Linked DNA regions of Homo sapiens: region 1 is linked to region 2. A link is a loop called in an ENCODE intact Hi-C map of the cell type or tissue named here. Cell type or tissue: heart right ventricle. All regions are shown on one strand. Each heading gives the region's core, and the rest is flanking DNA. Links, peaks and the distances in the headings are about the cores only.

What was found. Peaks named below come from ENCODE experiments on the same cell type or tissue, not always from the same donor. Only the 100,000 strongest peaks of a DNase experiment are listed, where the experiment ranks them.
Region 1: a loop joins it to region 2, with 2.4 times the contacts of the local background. A loop is called at or near these places in 7 of 110 quality-filtered maps.

Annotation. Positions count from the first base shown.
Region 1 is chr17:44,136,996-44,139,911 of GRCh38, reverse strand. No RefSeq gene overlaps it. Among named protein-coding and RNA genes, the nearest start is that of HROB, 3.5 kb to the left of the region's middle. RefSeq lists an enhancer at 1,430-1,953. In heart right ventricle, for the core only: no CTCF peak of the experiment used is centred there; a DNase peak (open chromatin) is centred at 1,511.
Region 2 is chr17:43,942,951-43,945,866 of GRCh38, reverse strand. It overlaps a transcript of PPY not described here. Among named protein-coding and RNA genes, the nearest start is that of PPY, 1.9 kb to the right of the region's middle. In heart right ventricle, for the core only: a CTCF peak has its summit at 1,703 (motif pointing left); a DNase peak (open chromatin) is centred at 1,696.

The sequences.
Region 1 (2,916 bases), core at 316-2,815, 190 kb before region 2:
TAATACATCTTCCAGCCGGGCGCGGTGGCTCACGCCTGTAATCCCAGCACTTTGGGGGACCAAGGCAGGCGGACCACGAGGTCAGGAGATCGAGACCATCCTGGCTAACACAGTGAAACCCTGTCTCTACTAAAAATACAAAAAATTAGCCAGGCGTGGTGGCAGGCGCCTGTAGTCCCAGCTACTTGGGAGGCTGAGGCAGGAGAATCGCTTGAACCCGGGAGGCGGAGCTTGCAGTGAGCCGAGATCGCGCCACCGCACTCCAGCCTGGGAGACAGAGCAAGACTCCGTCTCAAAAAAAAAAAAGAATAATACATCTTCCTCACAAGGTTGTTGTGAGATTAAATGAATTAATGCATTGAAATGGCTAACGCCATGCCTGGCCTATTAACAGGACCTCAACAAATGTGGATTCCCTTCCCCCTTACTTGAATTTGCAAACACGTGCTGGGAATTGTTATGGGAACCACATGGCTTGGGTTTGTATCTATTTCAGTATACTTGCAAATGCATTTCACCCTAATTTGTTTTTTTTGTTGTTGTTTTTTTGGAGACGGAGTCTCACTCTGTCGCCCACGCTGGAGTGCAGTGGTGGGATCCCAGCTCACTGCAACCTCCACCTCCCGGATTCAAGTGATTCTCCTGCCTCAGCCTCCCAAGTAGCTGGGATTACAGGTGTGGGCCACCACACCCAACTAATTTTGTATATTTAGTAGAAACGGGGTTTCACCATTGTTAGCAAGGCTGATCTCAACCTCTCAACCTCAGGTGATCTGCCTGCCTTGGTCTCCTAAAATGCTGGGATTACAGGCATGAGCCACCGCGGCTGGCCCCTAATTTGTATTTTTATCGAACAAACAGTTGTATTCGAGTCAGTGTGATGACATACTTTTTTTTATGTGTTTATCTTTACATTTGCCTTGGTATGGACGGTGGCATATTTGGATAGGAAGTGTGTGTACACGCTGAGAATCTTGTGTAGGTGATTGGGTATTGCCCGTTGAATACGTGTATGGAATTAAATGTGTGTTGTTTGCTGCCTATGGGGGCGGGGAGGACTGATCTGTTTGTGTAGCTTTGTGTGCGAAGGTTGTGGATTCTGAGTTGGTGTGTAGGCAGCTATGTAAACCAGAGCTGTCCGATAGAACTTTCTGTGTTGATGGAAATGTTTTCTATTCACACTGCCCAACAGAGTAGCCACTGACCATGTGTGTCTATTAAGCACTTGAAATGTGGCTACTGCAGCTAAGAAACTGAAGTTTTAATTGTGTTTAATTTTAATTAATTTAAATGTGAATAAACACTAGTACACCACAGACTGAAACTTCAAGGTTATTCACACACTAGATGGTGTGCATGCCCCTGCCTCTTACCACAGAAATCCCATCCCTCGTGTCCGACCCCAGTGGAGCCCCACCTGGGCGTGTGCGTACATGTGTATGTGCGCATGTGTGTGGGTGTGAGCCGTACCTAGGGGGCCGCCCCCCTACCCAAGTACCCAGCCGAGCAGTGAATCAGCCTGACAATGAGGTGAGTCATTCATGAACTGCTCCAGGCTGGCCCAGCGGGCGGGAAGCAAACGTCAGCCAGCCTGGAAGCCCTACCCACCCCAGCCCCACCAGTGGGATCGCTCAACCCCACGCACTGCAGATGTTGTTGAAGCAACTGACGCGGGCGAATCAAGGCACGGAAGCTCGGCCCCTCCCTCTAGTTTGCAATCCATTCATCCCTCAGCTTCTCTCTCCCCTCCAGTGGCATGTGAGTCATCTCAAGATCTCCCTGAGGACAGAGACATTCAGCTCCTCTATCCTTTACACCCCTGATCCGACACCCACCTCCCCAAGCCTATCCCAATTGCTTCTCCCTCAAGGCTGGGGGCTGGGGGAAGGGAAGCTGGACCCCCTGGGGAGGTGCCAGGGTCCTGCTTCATAAGCAAAGCTGACCCACTCAGGGCTGTGGGAGTTGGCTCAGGGTCAGTTGCAGCTGGCTGGATCCTGCGGAACTGGCACCTTGCTTGCTTGGGCAGCAGGAAAGGAGTTGCCCAGGGATGCTATGTGGAGCACTTGTGGCTTCCGGGGAGGACCAGGTAGGCAGGGGGCAAAAGTATTCCTCTGGTTTCCAGGAAAGACCCTCATAGTATCTCCCCAGTGGCTGACAATCTTCAGAGCCTGGTAACTTCTCTCCTCTGCATACCCCCTGGTAGAGAATGGGTTGTGTGGCCCATTCTTTCATTAATTAGCCTTATTCTCTTGGACTTAACATTACCTGATGCTTCTGACTTGGACAACTGGGTAGTGGTGTCCTTCACTGGATCAGAAAATACCCTCAAAAGCCTTGAAGTTATGTACACCCTTTGACAAAGCAGCTCCACTTCTGAGAACTCATCCTGAGAAAATAATACAGTCATTGACGCATGCCAAGATTTACCTATAAGAATGTGCATCACATGGGCCGGGCGCGGTGGCTCACGCCTGTAATCTCAGCACTTTGGGAGTTTAAGACCAGCCTGGCCAACATGGTGAAACCCCATCTCTACTAAAAATACAAAAATTAGCCAGGCGTGGTGGTGCACACCTGTAATCCCAGCTACTTGGGAGGCTGAGGCAGGAGAATTGCTTGAACCCAGGAGGCAGAGGTTGCAGTGAGCCAAGATGGAGTCACTGCACTCCAGCCTGGGCAACAGAGCAAGACACCATCCAAAAAAAAAAGAAAGAGAATGTGCATCACAATTTGCTTGCCCGCCCTTCCTTCCTTCCTTCCTTCCTTCCTTCCTTCCTTCCTTCCTTCCTTCCTTCCTTCCTTCCTTCCTTTTCTTTCTTTCTTTCCAGAGTTTCGCTCTTGTTGCCCAGGCTGGAGTGCAATGGCTTGATATCAGCTCACCACAACCTCCGCCTCCTGGATTCAAGCAATTCTCCT
Region 2 (2,916 bases), core at 150-2,649:
CCGTTTGGCTATTTTTATGGTTATGTCTTGATCATATACTAATAAACAAGGGGTGGATTATTCATGAGTTTTCCAGAAAAGGGGTGGGGATTTCCCAGAACTGAGGGTTCCTCCTCCTTTTAGACCATGGAGGGTAACTTCCAGATGTTGCCATGGCATTTGTAAACTGTCTGATGCTGGTGGGAGCATCTCTTAGCATGCTAATGCATTATAATTAGTGTATAATGATCAGCGAGGCCAGGCACGGTGACTCATGCCTGTAATCCCAGCACTTTGGGAAGCCGATGGGGGCAGATCATTTGAGGTCAGGAGTTTGAGACCAGCCTTGCCAACATGGTGAAACCTCATCTCTGCTGAAAAAGAAAAAAAGAAAAATCAGTGAGGGCAATCAGCGGTCATGCTCATCACCCTCTTGGTTTTTGCGTGTTCTTACCAGCTTCTTTATCTCATTCTATCAGCAGGGTCTTGTGACCCGTATCTTGTGCCGGCCTCCTATCTTGTCCTGTGACTAAAAATGTCTAACCTCCTGGGAATGCAGCCCAGCAGGTTGCAGCCTCATTTTACCCAGCCCTTGTTCAAGATGGAGTCGCTGTGGTTCAAACGCCTCTGACAGGAACACATCAAGATGAGTGAGAACCATTGCTGTGTTCTAGACATAGTGATGTAGTTAGGCTTTGCATCCCCACCAAATCTCATCTTGAATTGTAATCCCCGTAGTCCTCATGCGAAGGGAGAGACCAGGTGGAGGTCATTGAATCATGGGGGCAGTTTTCCCCATGCTGTTCTCGTGATAGTGAGTGAGTCATCACGAGAGCTGATGATTTTATAAGTTGCTCTTCTCCCCTTTGATCAGCACTTCTCCTTCCTGCCGCCTTGTGAGAAAGGTGCCTTGTTTCCCCTACGCCTTCCACCATGATTTTAAGTTTCCTGAGGCCTCCCCAGCCATGCTGAACTGTGAGTCAATTAAACCTCTTTCCTTTATAAATGACCCAATTTCAGGTAGTTCTTTTTGTTTTTTGTGTGTTTTTTGAGATGGTGTCTCACTCTGTTACAGCCCAGGCTGGAGTGTAGCGGCACGATCTCGGTTCACTGCAACCTCTGCCTCCCTGGTTCAAGTGATTCTCCTGCCTCAGCCTCCCAAGTAGCTGGGATTACAGGCATGCGCTACCACGCCCGGCTAATTTTTGTATTTTTAGTAGTGATGGGGTTTCACCATGTTGGCCAGGCTGGTCTTGAACTCCTGACCTCAGGTGATCCGCCTGCCTCAGCCTCCCAAAGTGCTGGGATTACAGGCGTGAGCCACTGCGCCTGGCCTCGGGCAGTTCTTTTCAAAGCAGTATGAGAAGGAACTAATACACATGGCCATGCAGTGTAGAAAGCACATCTACTACCACTTCCTCCTGGATTGTCACCACATCCCTGAGAGGACCCAGAAGAGGAATCTGTTGTTTGCAAAGGAGAAAAATGAAAGCTACGGTTTGGTTGACATTTGTGGAGTGCCTGTTATTTCTTAGGCACTTAGGTTTACCTCTGCGACAGGATAGAACTGTAAGTGGCCCTGGCATCTGAGTCAATCCCTAGATCCATTGTCTGTTGGGTGGGGCTGGGTCCCCACATGAGTAGCAGCCAGAACAGGTCCCTCCAAGGCCATGGTCCTGTGGGAGCTCAGATCCTTTTAACTAGGGTTGGAGCCTGGCGCCCTCTGGCGGCGAGCTGCAACCTCTACCCGCCAAACCCAAGGCCAGGCTGAGACCAGCCACCAATTCACACCCTTGTTTTGCAAGTGGAAAACCTCAGTCCAGAGAAAGGCCCGGGCTTGCTGAGACAGAATGACTTTCGTATTTGCTTTGTGGAATGTAAGTTGTCTGGTGAAGCATTATTGCTCTTCTTGTTAACCAAAATCAAAATTGAGAGGGTCAAGGCAGAACACTGATGTTTGCTGAGCCTTCCTTTATTCTCCCTATCTTCAGATGGGTGTGATGAGCCTATTTTACTGAGAGGAAAAGTGAAGCTCAGAGAGGCTAAAGAAATTACTTTCCCAGGCTCACAGAGCCAGCCAATGCAGAGCCAGGATTTGGACCCAGGTCTGTCTGACTCTAAGCCCACCCTGCCAGATCCCTGGAGTTTCACCTCCAGTCCCCTCTTCCCCAACAGTCCCCCCCATCTCCCAACTTCTTGGTATACTGATCTGGGACAGCAGAACGTCAGCAGTCATAAGTCCTTAGCTCCGTACTTGGTGTCACCGTGTCATTCAGACACAGCCAGTTACCACTCCTTGGCCTAAGCAGGGGAGGGAGACTGGGGGTTGGGAAGAGACGCTGGGCAGGGGAGACTCAGGGGCTTCTGGTGGGGATGGATTAGTGGGGTTGAGAATCTAAGCCAGAATTCGGAACCTCGGTAGCTATGAGATCTTGAGCAAGCGTCTTTACCTCTGTGAGCCTCAGGTTTCTCAGCCAAAAAGTGGGAAATTATAACAATACTTTGACGGCCCCACTTAGGAAAAAAAACAGTCCAGGTTTGGAGTTAAATTTTGGGGTCTGACTGGCTGTGGGGTTTGGGGCCAGTGATTTGACATCTCTGAGCAGATTTCAGATCCTGAATCTGTAAAATGGGTTGTTGTGGGGATTTAGTGAGGTGACTGAGCTGGCAGCACTTTGGAAAATGTGAGGCTTTACAAATGAAGCTGGTTTTTAGCACTTCCCTGGAATGGGGGCTCTGAGATGGGGAGGGAAATGGATACTGGAAACCGGCACCCCCCTCAACATTTCCCCTGAACCCAGGCACATGAGTTCTCATTCTGCATCCTATGCACCCACCAAATGGGTTTCTCCAAGCCTGGCACCCCACTCCTTTCCACCTTGCCTGAGGACCTGAGGCCCCTTCCCTCTTCCCACCTTGTTCTAGTTGCAAGCTGCA